Regions from separate parts of the Homo sapiens genome. Here all the other regions are linked to region 2. Evidence: chromatin contacts called from ENCODE Hi-C or POLR2A ChIA-PET data. All regions are on one chromosome and are shown on one strand. The core of a region is the stretch at or near the end of the contact, and the rest is flanking DNA. Distances in the headings are between cores, read along the strand shown. Region 1 holds the start of NCOA4 (nuclear receptor coactivator 4). Region 2 holds the start of WASHC2C (WASH complex subunit 2C). Region 3 overlaps ALOX5 (arachidonate 5-lipoxygenase).

Evidence for each region. A loop is a pair of places that touch in the nucleus more often than their neighbours do. ChIA-PET counts read pairs that join two places held with the same protein, here RNA polymerase II (POLR2A). Pooled maps may share reads with other maps.
Region 1: a pooled map shows a loop between it and region 2 (8-fold over the local background). The contact joins the promoter of NCOA4 here to the promoter of WASHC2C in region 2. A Hi-C loop is called at or near these places in 2 of 37 single-sample maps with no recorded cell type and 8 of 50 pooled maps. POLR2A ChIA-PET finds 5 or more read pairs at or near these places in 1 of 52 experiments (MCF 10A).
Region 3: a pooled map shows a loop between it and region 2 (2.5-fold over the local background). The contact joins the enhancer-like site here to the promoter of WASHC2C in region 2. A Hi-C loop is called at or near these places in 1 of 50 pooled maps. POLR2A ChIA-PET finds 5 or more read pairs at or near these places in 3 of 52 experiments (activated B cell, activated CD4-positive, alpha-beta memory T cell and naive thymus-derived CD4-positive, alpha-beta T cell).

Annotation. Positions count from the first base shown.
Region 1 is chr10:46,028,971-46,033,543 of GRCh38, forward strand. It overlaps NCOA4 (nuclear receptor coactivator 4), which reads right to left and starts at 1,653. Exons shown (of 10, transcript NM_001145263.2): 1 at 1,556-1,653. LOC105378287 (a long non-coding RNA gene) reads left to right here and starts at 1,805. Exons shown (of 3, transcript XR_945923.4): 1 at 1,805-1,897; 2 at 3,619-3,814. It overlaps MSMB (microseminoprotein beta), which reads right to left. Exons shown (of 4, transcript NM_002443.4): 4 at 4,343-4,573. The coding sequence ends at 4,452. RefSeq lists a silencer at 1,179-1,268 and an enhancer at 1,629-1,698.
Region 2 is chr10:45,725,094-45,729,643 of GRCh38, forward strand. WASHC2C (WASH complex subunit 2C) reads left to right here and starts at 2,173. Exons shown (of 31, transcript NM_001330074.2): 1 at 2,173-2,227; 2 at 2,324-2,446; 3 at 3,769-3,933. The coding sequence starts at 2,225. It overlaps LOC107984227 (RNA guanine-N7 methyltransferase activating subunit-like), which reads right to left and starts at 2,089. Exons shown (of 1, transcript NR_199876.1): 1 at 1-2,089. RefSeq lists enhancers at 1,399-2,144, 2,145-2,889 and a silencer at 1,864-1,913.
Region 3 is chr10:45,431,488-45,435,992 of GRCh38, forward strand. The region is part of intron 7 of ALOX5 (arachidonate 5-lipoxygenase); the gene reads left to right. Among named protein-coding and RNA genes, the nearest start is that of ALOX5, 60 kb to the left of the region's middle. RefSeq lists enhancers at 1,279-1,818, 1,819-2,357. Within about 2 kb of position 2,806, at least 3 of the 41 ENCODE cell types and tissues checked have a DNase peak (open chromatin) inside an H3K27ac peak, as active enhancers do.

The DNA of each region.
Region 1 (4,573 bases), core at 403-2,902, 300 kb after region 2:
TATGGAGTTTTATGAAACCCCTACACCGGATCCTGAGATTCTGGCACAGCTATACTGATTTAATAAAAAAAAAAAAAAGGGGGGGGTGAGGGGTACTATGTAGTTCTAAAATATCTTCTCTCCCTTTGAGAAGGACATCTTCCTCCCCTTCCATAGCTCAACATGTTTTTCCATTTCCGAAATGCCTGTTTGCACAAAGGTAATAATGTAATTGTAGAGATTTATTTAGATAAAAACTACCACAAAACTTTCAAAGAGTAGGATTTTCCTTAGAGACCCAAGGACAAAGGCTCCCTGGAAGGCAGGAAAGGAGAAAATGAAAGGAACGTTATTGTGCTGGACTTTACATACATAATCTCATTTACTTATCTGAACAAATCTGCAAGCTAGCAAATCTTCAAATGAGAAAACCAAGTAAATTGCCTAAGCCACTGCATCCTTAGGGTAAGTCTTTCTCAAACGGTCTCAAGTACTTTAAAGTTTGGAAATGTCACACTAGGATCTCGGTATAAAAATGGGCCAACTATGACTTCCTGTGCCATCCTCATTCCAATAAGTAACTCAAGAGTCTCTATAAACTTAGTTCCAAATTACCAAGTGCGTGGTGGAAAGCTAAGTCCATCCAAAAGGCAATTACTGTGGTGAACCCGACCCTGATTAGAAAGTGACACAAAAAGGCACAGTTAAAAGTAAAAAAGCTCTGCCTTTGGGGTCAGATAAATTCAGCACTCTGACTTCTGTCATTCTACTTCTGCCATTCTTGATGGCATCATTCCATGTTAAATCCCGTGCCACGTAAGATTATGATTATTGTTTTCCCCACAACAAGAATTTAGTTCCATGAGAATTAGGTGTCCATTTTTTTCATTGCTATCCTCAACATCCTGAACATACAGGCACCAAATAAATGATTGCTGGTGGAATGAACCAATGAATGAGCAAGCCTTACTCTTCTCAGCTGTAAAACAGAGATAATCAAGCTACTTTTCGGGATTATTGGGAGAATTAAATGTGACAGTATGTGTTTGGCACACAGAGGGCCAAAAAAACCCAATATCTTCTTTGCATTTCCACCTGACAAGCTAGAAATGGATTATGTTCTGTGCCCGTCCGGCAAAACAGACCTCGCCTCGCCCCACATCCAAGCAAGAGGCGAGAGAAACAGGAAACTTGGAGCTGTCACACCTAAAGAGAGGGGAAGGCCGGCGGGGAGCAGGAGGTGTCCGAGCCGGGTGTGAGGAGGGTCGGGGAGGAAAGGACAGGCCCACGGCCGGGCACGAGGAGGGTCGGGGAGGAAAAGACAAGCCCGGGCCCGGCGTGTGGCGGGAAGGCGAGAACGTAGGCCCGGGCCCGGCGTGTGGCCGGAAGGGGAGAAGACAGGCCCGGGCCCGGCGGGCAGGCAGGAAGAGGTGCCCGGGCCTGGCGTGTGGAGGGGAGGGAAGGGAAGGAGAAGGCAGACCGGTCCCGGTGTCGGTCGGGTCGGGAAGGGGCGGACAAGCCCGGGCCCAGCGGGCCAGCGGTCATCGAGCCTCCACCCGGCCCACAGCGTTCTTACCAGGTCCGAGTGCCTCTCCAGGCGATCCGAGGAGACCTTGGGTGGACTGAGACACGGCCCCACACTAACCTACGGCCCAAAGGCAGAGTTCTCGCGACAACACAATCTTCCTCCCACACCTCTCGCCATACGTCTGACAGTCTCGCGAGATCTCCGCTCGGGTCAGCCAGAAGCCCTTGACTGCCCTCTAGGAGGCGCAGAGCGCAGGCGCACACTCCCTCCCCGCCCTTGCAGTGTCCTTTAGTCCTTCGTGAATAAATCGAAATTAAATGAAGCAAATGCTTTTTTGAAGGCAAATTTGGTGCCAAGGACCATCCTAAGTGATTCAGATGGCCTCACAAGGTAGATATTATTTAGTTTGAACATTCAGATGCAAAAATGAATATCGTAAGACACAAAAGGCCATATGTTGTATGATTCCACCTTTGCCACATTTGTTTTTCTAAGGATTGAGTTAATAGGCCGGGAGCAGTGGCTCACGCCTGTAATCCCAGCACGTTGGGGGCCGAGGCGGGCGAATCACGAGGTCGGAAGATGGAGAGCATCCTGGCTAACACGGTGAAACTCCTTCTCTACTAAAAATACAAAAAAATTAGCCAGGCGTGGTGGCTCGCGCGTATAGCCTCAGCTATTCGGGAGGCTGAGGCAGAACTGCCTGAACCTGGGAGGCAGAGGTTGCAGTGAGCCGAGATCGCTCCACTGCACTCCAGCCCGGGCGACAGAGCAAGACTCCGTCTCAAAAAAAAAAAAAAAAAAAATTGAGTAAATAAATAAATGGCAGAACCCAGATTCTTTTTTTCTTTTCTTTTTTCTTTGAGACAGGGTCTGACTCTGTCGCTCAGGCGCAGTGGCGCAATCTCGGCTTGCTGTAACCTCTGCCTCCTGTGTTCAAGCGATTCTCCTGCCTCAACCTGCTGAGTAGCTGGGATTACAGACATGCGCCATGATGCCCGGTTTTTAAATTTTTTTGTAGAGACAGGGTCTTGCTGTGTTACCCAGACTGGTCTCAAAGTCCTGGGCACAAGCGATCCTCCCACCTGATCTAGGATTACAAGCATGAGCCACCACGTCCAGCCTACAGCCCAGATTATAACCCACATTATTTACTTGTGACTAGATGTTAAATAGCACTTCTTTCTGTCTCAGTTTTGACAGAGGTCCTCCATACTCAGTTGCCAACTGCTTCCCCACATTCCGCAGCAAAGGAGGTGATCATAGCAGGGTTTTATGGATCTCATCCAAGAGTGACTCTGCTACAAGGGGCAAGGCAACCTCATTAGAAAACAATAGGAGACATAGATTACGATGCAGAAGCTAAGATAACAGTCATAGGCTGTGAGTGGAAGGGGAGCTGTGGAGAGAGAAGCCCACAAAAGTCCCATGAGGAAGTCAGCCTAGAACATGACCTCAGGCAGAAGGAGCCCTTAACTCTCCTGTCCCCCATTCCCTCTCAATTCAGATGCAGCCCCTGGAATGAGACTTTGTGTAACTCAAAATGTAACTCAGACCACTTTTTTAAATTATCTGAAGGTGAACAAGAAAGCTAAGGGACCTGTCTAGATTGCTCAACTGGCCCACATAGCATGTTTAAACAGATAGGGGACAGGGGAAAATAAAGCTCTTTATCAGTTGCCCACTGATTGTTCAACAGATGACTGTTTGCTCATTTCTGATCTGTCACGTACACACAGCTGAGTCCAAGCCCCAGGAGAACAGGGTTCTCTCCTGAAATCTCTCTGGTTCACTGCTGTATCCCCAGGTCTAGAGCACTGCCTGGCCCAGGTGCTCAGTACAGACCTGTTGAGTGAACAGATGTTCTTTAACACAGAAACAGTTAAAAGAGAATCAATGTTGTCGTTGTCTTAAGCCACTAAGTTTTCGGTGGTCTGTGTGTAGCAAGAGGTAGCTGATGCTGGGGCCTTGCACCCAGGCCACTCTCCATCTGCAAGGCAGAGCCCCTGGCCTTTAATTCCCCTCGGGCTGCATGTGGTCTTGGGGGCACTTTCTTCAGGCTTGTTCTAAGCTGTTTTACAGGCTTGTTCTAAGCTGTTTCTTGTTCTAAGCTGCTTTGACCTCAAGCAAACACAGAGGAATGTGGGGGACACATCATAGAAGACACTTCCTGATGAAGAGGAAGGAGGGATAAACAGGAACACCGTAAAGAAAAGAAGGGATCTAATTCCAGCTTGAAGACACACATTTTTTTCATCGTTCACCAGACAGCAGGACACGGGCAGCAGAGTGCAGACATCAGAAACAGTAAGAGTGGCAGTGGTCCCCTGAGTAAGGGATGCACAATGACCTATTATAGAGTTTAGGAAAAATAGAACTTTTATTCATATGTATTTTGTTTTGTTTTGTTTTGTTTGGGTTTGGGTTTGTTTGTTTGTTTGCTTGTTTTTTGAGACGGAGTCTCACTCTGTCACCCAGGCTGGAGTGCACTGATGTGATCTTGGCTCACTGCAACCTCCGCCTCCCGGGTTCAAGTGATTCTCCTGCCTCAGCCTCCCGAGTAGCTGGGACTACAGGTGCCTGCCACCACGCTAATTTTGTATTTCAGTGGAGACGGGGTTTCACTATGTTGGCCAGGCTGTTCTCGATCCCCTGACCTCAAATGATCCGCCTGCCTTGGCCTCCCAAAGTGCTGGGATTATAGGCATGAGCCACTGTGCCCGGCCATTCATATGTAGTTTTGTCTCCCTTTTTAAATGTTTTGTATTCTTTATAATGTGTATTAAATCAATGCATACATAAATTATAAATTAAAAGGACACACATATTCAAGTGTTTGCTCAAAAATCTTTTTACTGATAGGCATGGCTACACAATCATTGACTATTAGAGGCCAGAGGAGAATGAGGCCTGGCCTGGGAGCCCTGTGCCTACTAGAAGCACATTAGATTATCCATTCACTGACAGAACAGGTCTTTTTTGGGTCCTTCTTCTCCACCACGATATACTTGCAGTCCTCCTTCTTGAAGATTCTTTGGCAGTTGTCTTTGTCATAACCCACAGGTG
Region 2 (4,550 bases), core at 923-3,422:
AATAAGAAAAATATACCAAACTCAAAACACTATTAAGTCATGAAACGAAGACTCTGAGGTAGAAGTCAAGCAATATAATCCACAATTTCAGGTATTCCCAGCAACCATCGCATCTCGCAAGTAAGATGTATTTTTTTTTAAAGTCTCAACTTCCAAAAAATCAATAATCCATTCTGTAAAATCAGATGTAAAACTATGACCGAGCCGGGCGCAGTGGCTCACGCCTGTAATCCCAGCACTTTGGGAGGCTGAGGCGGGCGGATCACGAGGTCAGGAGATCGAGACCATCCTGGCTAACACAGTGAAACCCTGTCTCTATTAAAAATACAAAAAATTAGCCAGGCGTGGTGGCGGGCTCTTGTAGTCACAGCTACTCGGGAGGCTGAGGCAGGAGAATGGCATGAACCTGGGAGGCGGACCTTGCAGTGAGCCGAGACTGCACTCCAGCCTGGGCGACAGAGAGAGACTCCGTCTCAAAAACAAACAAACAAACAAACAAACGACAACAAAAAAAACCAACTATGACCGACAGAAGACACCCAAACTTTTGTCGTGGTAACACAGTAAATGCTTTTACTAAAAGCTGCCAACATTTCTATCGTAAGGGGGCAGCTGGTTGTAACCTTAATGTCCATATTGGTCGGGATAGTAAGGTTCTTGTCTGTGTTGCGGGTAATTGTTACCGCAGGATTGTCCACGCCACTGATTGGATCGATTGTCACTTGGCCACCCCCATCTGCCGTCCCTGCCTCTGAACTGTCTGCTATCTTGCAACCGATTGTCTCTGTTTCTTTGGTTCCCACCAGCTCTGCTATTCCATTCCTCAACAATTGGAGAGGACTCAGGAGGGCGTTTCAAGTATTCCTGATACTCCTCGTCATCTTCTGTGAATCTACTAGCAAACATCTCTTCAAAATTTGGAACAGCTTTGGCAGTGTCAGTCATTCTGAAATTCCCAAAGATTTGAGGCAGCTGTATTGTTTAATGTTTAGGTTGTTTAAATCCGCCAAGGGCTGTGTCTATCTAGCTCGGGCCGAACCCCGCCAGCGAGACACTAAGAGACCGCAGGAGAGGTGGCCTCTGGCCCACCACACCGTGGAACTCCAGACCACCCCAGCTCTCCAATGTAGCGGAGACCCTTCCGCTAGCCATAGAAAATAACTTAAGTCACTTAAGCTGTACTTGGGGTAATCAGGTTATTTAATGAGGTGATAACTGAGGTGACTACAAAAGAAAAGTCTGGGATTGGGTGTGTGAGCAAGGTGCATGGGGACAGTGGTATGTTCTAGGTTGAAGGCTCACCCTAGGCCAAGCACCGTGGCACCTGTTTTACAATATCATAACTTTAATATCACATCCTTGCAAGATATGTAGCTTCGTTTTACTGAGGAAAGCTCAGAAAAGTTAAATAACTCGCCCTTGGGCACACATGACTGGAAAGAAATTGGGATTTTTATTTTAGTAAGTAAGTTGGTCAGGCACAAGGGCGACTCAGCAGAGGGAACTTCAAGGAAGTGTGAGACAACAGCTGGAGCCCTGAGCTGGGAGAGTGGAGGACGAATTATAAAGAGTTTTATGCCTGCCATAATGAGAAGCTTGTCCTTGAACTTGAGGGGAATGCTGAGAGTGCAAAGGACTTTAAGCAGGCCCTACACAGTGGCAGCCAAGCAGGTCATAAAGAGCAAGATGATGCCCAGGCAGATCAGGGATTCTCTTATCTACAGAGCGTCCGCCTACCAGCTCCTTCACAGCAGCGGATTTTGCTGCAAGAGAAGAGGCAGCAGGCCAGGCCTTTTCCTTCGCCCACAGCGCCTACGTCGAAGGCTCCCAGGCTGGTTGCTCCACTGGCTGCTTGAGGTCCCCTCTCTCCAGACCCGCCGAACTGGCGGCCGGTGCTTTGGCCGATCCCGCGCCGCTGCCTCGGGCCTTGGGCGGCAGCGCCCCCCGCCCAACCCGCCTCTGCAGCGTTCCTGGCGTCAGCCCCTATCCTCCAGCTTCCTCCGCCCCAACCTAGGGTAGAACCCCAAACTCCAGTCCCAGTCCACTTCCGCAGCTTCCTCCCCTCAGCATCGCAGGTCGGATCACGTGCGGGTTCTGTCACGTGACATCAGGTCACGTGAGGCCGGTCACGCCCCGGGCAGCTTGGCTGGGGCTAGGCTTCCGGGGCTCTGCGGTCCTCGGCCTGTGCTGGCAGCCTCGGAGCCCACCGAGCCGGGCGGCTGGGATGGTGAGGGCGGCGGGCCGGAGAGGGGCCGGCCTGGGCTGGGGCCGCCGTCCCTGCCGCCCTCAGGCTCAGCCTCTCTTCTCGTTTTTTTCGCTGCAGATGAACCGGACGACCCCCGACCAGGAGCTGGTGCCGGCGTCGGAGCCCGTGTGGGAGCGGCCGTGGTCGGTGGAGGAGATCCGCAGGAGCAGCCAGAGCTGGTCGCTGGCGGCCGACGCGGGCGTGAGAGGCGGGCCCCGGGGACGCGAGAGCGGCAGGGGTGACGCTTGGCTTGCGCGCAGGAGGGCCGGACCGCGACTGCCCCTGCACCTGGCCCGTCCCGTTGCCTGCCCTCTTAGGAACACACGCCCCGTTTAGCCCCCGAGAATGCCACCCTGGCAGTCCCCGGCCACCAGGGAGAGGGGCAGACCCTGACCGTGGCCCAGACGCGACGTTCCCTTCATGGGGTTTCTGGCTCAGCTCCATCCGGAGGGGAGATCCGTTTCCGCCACACTGAGGGATTGCTCGGGCACTAGGGAGGCGATTCCTGTTGGGACCTGGACTAAATGGGGTGGGAAACAAGCCAGTATGTGGATATCCTTTAATGGGATTCTTCAAATCGGGGGCCCAAAAAGCTCAGAACTGTTCGAGTCCCAAATGAATAGGATTTTTGAATAAGAGTGGTGGTTGATTAGCTAACCCTTGGTCTGTGATCTCTGTAGATTGACAACCAAAGAGGACTTTTAAAAGGAGACAGGGTTTTGCCCTGTCGCCCAGGCTGGAGTGCAAGTGGCTCGATCTTGGCTCACTGAATCCTCTGGGGTTCAGGTGATCCTCTCACCTCAGCGTCCTGAGTAGCTGGGACTATAGGCGTCCACCACACCTGTCTGATTTGTTTATTTATTTAATTTTAGTAGAGATGGGGGTCTTGCTATGTTGCCCAGACTGGTCTGCAACTCCTGGACTCTAGCGATAACCCTGCCTCAGCCTCCCAAAGTGTTGGATTACAAGCGTGAGCCACCATACCCAGTGCCAAAAAGGGATTTTAAATTTTTCCAGAAACGAGATAGGTGTCCATTAGCTCACTGCCACTCTTTTGATGAGCTTTCTTAGTGTTTTCCAATGTCACTTGGTTTTAGTACTTGTCAAACCAGCATTCCGGCCGGGCACAGTGGCTCACACCTGTAATCCTAGCACTTTGGGAGGCCGAGGTGGGCGAATCACGAGGTCAGGAGTTCGAGACCAGCCTGGCCAACATGGTGAAACCCCGTCTCTACTAAAAATACACAAAATTAGTTGGGCGTTGTGGCGGGCACCTGTAATTCCAGCTACTCGGGAGGCTGAGGCAGGAGAATCGCTTGAACGCGGGAGGTGCAGTGAGCCGAGATGGCGCCACTGTACTCCAGCCCAGGCAACAGAGTGAAACTCTCTCTCAAAAAAAAAAAAAAGCATTTCTTTCACATTCTAACACTCAAAGGTGAAAGGAAATGGGTTCTTTTTTGATGTGACATGCAGAATAGTTACATGTAACATTGATACTACTGTATGTTTATTTTTTAAAATAGCTACTACAGTTTCTACAGGAATTCTCACAGCAAACTATCTCTAGGACCCATGAAATCAAGAAACAAGTGGACGGACTAATCCGGGAAACCAAAGCCACAGATTGTCGCCTGCATAATGTCTTCAATGACTTCCTTATGCTCTCTAATACCCAGTTCATAGAGAATGTGAGTTATTTAGTTATATTATAATTCCTTTTTTGGGAGTAGGAGATATTGTAATTTTAAATAACTTACTGTTAGGTTCCCTCCTAAATTTTGGTGGAAGTGTGGTTCTTGGTAATTGTAGCTTTTTTCTCTGGGATTAACGCCTCTTTTTTATTTGTAAAGTTTTAAGTCCTTTTTTCCAAGCCTCTAAAAAAGTCTAATGATAAAATTTTCTTATACTTCAGTGCTTCCATCTTTTGTCGTTTTGAGAGTAGTCAGCAATTGTGCTGAATTGTGTGGCACTCACACTGCCTTTGTTGTGGCGTGATCTGTAAGGACAGCTGTTTACCTGGTTAGACCCTCTGGACACCAGCATATGGTTTCAGTTGTTGATTGGGGTCATTCTGTTCTGATAAATTATATTCAGGGGATATATATGTCTGCTTGCAATATTCTCAACTAAAGTTTATGATGGCCGAACTTACAATATGGAATCAACTGTAAACAGATTACTGAGCTTAAATCTATGTGTGATTTCTGTCTATTTACTGTTTCTTCTAGGTGGTAGGAATACATAGGTAAATTAGATAGAGCCTCTCCCTTGGCAAATAGTATAATTCCAGCATACAAAGGAAGTA
Region 3 (4,505 bases), core at 1,556-4,055, 290 kb before region 2:
CAATAGCCTTTCTCCATACTAACAATAAAATATAATGCCCATATAAGGAAAAACTATAAAGTTATTTATTTATTTATTTATTTATTTATTTATTTATTTATTTGAGATGGAGTTTCGCACTGTCACCCAGGCTAGAGTGCAGTGGCGTGATCTCGGCTCACTGCAACCTCCACCTCCCAGGTTCAAGCAATTCTCCTGCCTCAGCCTCCCGAGTAGCTGGGATTACAGGCACCTGCCACCACGCCCAGCTAATTTTTTGTATTTTTAGTAGAGACGGCATTTCACCATGTTGGCCAGGCTGGTCTCGAACTCCTGACCTTGTGATTTGCCTGCCTCAGCCTCCCAAAGTGTTGGCATTACAGGCGTGAGCTACCGCACCCGGCCAACTATAAAGTTATTTTAAAGGATATACAATGAACTCTTAACAGTGATTTGATATTGGGGAGGAAACTGTAAAAATGTCAGTTCTACCAAATTCTATTATAAAAACTTAATGCACTTCCAAGTAAAATTTCAGCCAGAATTTTTTATCTTTCTTGGTGGGGGTGTGGTGGTGGTGAAGAGGAACTAAAAAGGAGAGAAAACAATTAAAAAATTGAAAGATTCATATGGAAAAAGAAATCTAGCATAGTCAAAAATTTTTTGAAAAAAATTAAAACCACATAGAGAGGCAGGGCAACCAAGTGAGACCTCATGTCTTAAAAAAAAAAAAAATTAATAGAAAAAATTAGGTATGGTGGCGCATGCCTGTAATCCCAACTGCTCAGGAGGCTGAGGTGGGAGGATGGCTTGAGTCCAGGAGTTTGAGGCTGCAGTGAGCCATGGTCGCTCCACTGCACTCCACACTGGGCAACAGAGTAAGACCCTATCTTTAAAAAAAAAAAAAAAAAGTAAAAGAAAACACAGAAGGAACACTTTCCTTGCTGGATTTGTAAGGTTACTGTTAAGCAGACACTGTGCTTGAAAACAGAGAGAATTGGGGGACAGTATAGAGTAAGATCCAGAAATGGACTCCCCCACAGAGGAATTCAGTGTATCACAATGGAGGTTTTTCAACTCAGTGAAAAAGGGATATTATTTTAATGATGCTATCACACTGCCTTTGCATGAGAAGAAAATTAAATTGGACTGCTCTGTCATGCCATTTACAAAAATAAATCTCATCATGTAGAGGAGTTGCTTAGAAGAAAAAGAAAAAATTCAGATGAAGTAAAAATTAAAATGAAAAAAGTAAACGAATTTAGAAAAACTAATTACGCAGACACTCAGAAGACTTTTAGAAGGAAAAGGAAACCAAGAAGTTATAAGGGGAAAGCTAAGCATATTTGATTATGTAATGTTTTAAAACTTGAGTGATAAACCATAAACAAAGCCAAAAAGCAAAACAGAGATTAGGGTGAGTAACCATAACAGAAGTGACAGCTAAGAGATGCCTATCTATGATACACAGGTAGCTCCTTTACATTGACGGGAAAATACCAATACTCCAGTGGAAAAATGAGCAGAGAATATGAATAGGCAATTCACAAAAGAAGAAATGTAAATGGGCAACCAGCATATGGAAAAACTCCTAACTTCACCTGTAGTTAGAGAAATGCAAATGAAAGTTAACAATGAGATATCATTTCTGACATGCCTGGTTGGAAAAACAAAGGGGTAACTCCCAGACACCAGCAAGGACGGAGCCCCATGCTCTGCTCATGAGTTGTTGCAGCCTGGCAGTGTTCACGGGATAACTGGTGGGCCTGGGCAGCCCAAGGTCAGAGCTTCGGCCAGCACCGGAGCAAGGTCAGAGCTTCGGCCAGCACCGGAGCAGATCCCACAGCGCCTGCTGTACCAGGTGCATGTTGCAGTGGGCGGTCAGAGGGTCCTGGGGTTGAGGCTGTCGTGGCGAGGACAGTTGTGTTACCGAGCTGGACTGGGATCTGCTTGCCCAGTGCAGCAAAACCAAACACTGAGATTGGGATATAATCTACGAGAACACAAGGCATTTATTGCGGGGACCAAAAAAGGAGAATTGGGCAGCTCACTCTTAAGACCGGAACTCCCTGATGGCTTGCAGGTAAGGGTTTTTAAAGGCAGAGTGAATTTCAGGAATTGCAGAAGTTAACAGGCAAAATCATTAATCAATACATGGAGGGTACACATTGGTTTTGGCCTAAAAGGGCGGGATATCTTGAAGTGGGGGTGGGCTTCCAGGTCATAGGTAGATTCAAAAATTTGTTGTTTTGAAATTGGTTAAGGAAGAGAAGTTTCATTTAAAAATTTGGGTTACCAGAAAGGAATGTTAGCTGTGGCTTGTGGGCGGGACTTCCCCCAGGCCCCCCAGGAAGAAATTTAGAACAAAGAGCCTGCTCAGAGTTCAGTCCTCAGTTCCGTCTTATCTGAGGTCTCTGTGCCAGTGGATCGGTTTGGTGGGGGTCTGGGTTTCTGAAAAACAACTCAGAGACACATGTTCAGGGGTTCTCTTTAGTTTCCAGAGGGAACCAAACAGCCCAGGACTCTGGCTTCCTTGGCTGTTGTTTTAGGCTGCTGTTACCCTCTTGTTTGTCAAGTTGCTCATTTATTTCTCAGGGCTAGCTAGGTGCCTGGAACTTCCCTTCAAGGAACTCGGGATTTTCCTTCATTTCCATGCCCTGTTGCGGGGCTGGGGGGCTACAGTGCCCTAAGAGGAGGCCCCTGCCCCGTCTCAATTGGAGGAGCACTGGAGGGGACTTTATTGTTTAAGTGTTCTGACAGCCAGTAGCACTGAACAGGTGTGCACCAGGAGAGTGAAACTGTCTGAGGAACAGTAGGGCAGGCACTGTCTACTCGAAAACATACCCAAACCCCCAAGGCTCAGCCTTCGCTAGCAGCCACTCAGCAGAAATGAAAGCACAAATGTGTGTGGGTAGCAACAGGAGCATAGTTTGTGATGGGGAAAAAAATTGAAAACAGTCTGAAGGCAGAAGAGGATTGAGTGAGTGAGCCCTTCCATGTCCTCACCATAAAATGTTGAGGCGTCTTTGAAAGGAATGCTTTGGTTCCCTTCCAGCTGACCTGGAGGGGTCTCCACAATGAGTTAACAGTGGAAAAACAAGACACAAGGGACCGATAAAGGATACATATCTGTCGTATACAAATAGCTCCTTCAAACTGCTAAGGCAATGGGCATGGTCTCACTTATGTAAAATGAATGCAAGGATGCAGCAGGCCTACTGTGCCAGCATGGGGACACAAGGACGCAGTGTCACCAGGTAGGAACACAGTGATGGCCCAGTGGGGGACAGGTGAGCAAAACAAAGAGACAGATGTTGATTATAATCATATTCAGTTGATGGAAAATTGGACAGATAAATGTGCACACATGCAAAGACCTATGAAAGGAGGCTCCCCAGAATTTGGTGGTTATCCCTGGGCGCTGGAAGATGAGATGATGTTTTCTTTCTCAGGCTCTCCTGTCATGACTCAGATTTCTTTTTACGATAAGCACATATTCTTTTCTAATCAGAAACGCAAAGCTACTTCCTTACCCAAAAAACAAATTTAAGAAACACAAATTGCTCAGGGCAAGTTCTGGCATCCCATGGCAGGCCAAAATCCTGGACAGGAGTGGGAGGATGTGAAGGATGGGTTGGGGAAGGCCCAGCTCAGTGGTACAAGAGCTCAAGGAGATGGGCAGGTGAGGCCCGGTCAGGCCGGGAGGTGAAGAGAAGCAGAAGGGAGAGTGATGGGCTGAAATAGGCAGAGCACTGGGCCCATCCTCATTCAGCTCTTTTTTTACTGGTCAGAACAGTTTTTTTTTTTTTAATATATAAAATTTTAGATTCAGGTACATGTGCAGGTTTGTTACATGGTTATATTGCATAATGCTGGGGTTAGGCTTCTATTGAACCCATCACTCAAATACTGAGCATAGTACCCAATACCCAGTTTTTCAACCCTTTCCTCCCTCCCTCCCCTTCCTGGAGTCCCCAGTGTCTTTTGTTCCCACTTTTATGCCCATGTGTACACAATGCTTAGCTCCCACTTATAAATAAGAACATGCAGTATTCGATTTTCTGTTTCTGGGTTAATTCACTTAAGATTATGGCTTAAGTGCCAATCCTAAGCTGCATCCATGTTGCTGCAAAGAACACGATTTCATTCTTTTTTATGGCTATGTAGTATTCCTTGGAGTACATGTATCACATTTTCTTTATCTGGTGCCACTATTGATGGGCACCTAGGTTGATTACATGATTTTGATATTGTGAACAGTGCTGCAATAAACATATGTGTGCCTATGTCCTTTTGGTAAAACAATTTCTTTTCCTTTGGGTAGGTACACAGTAATGGGGTTGTTGGGTCAACTGGTAATTCTATTTGCAGTTCTTTGCAAAATCTCCAAACTGCTTTCCACAGGGATGGAAGTAATTTACACTGCCACCAACAGTGTGTAAGCATTCCCTTTTGTCTGCATCCTGCCAACATCTGTCATTTTTTTACTTTTTAATAATAGCCATTCTGACTGGTATCCCTTTGTG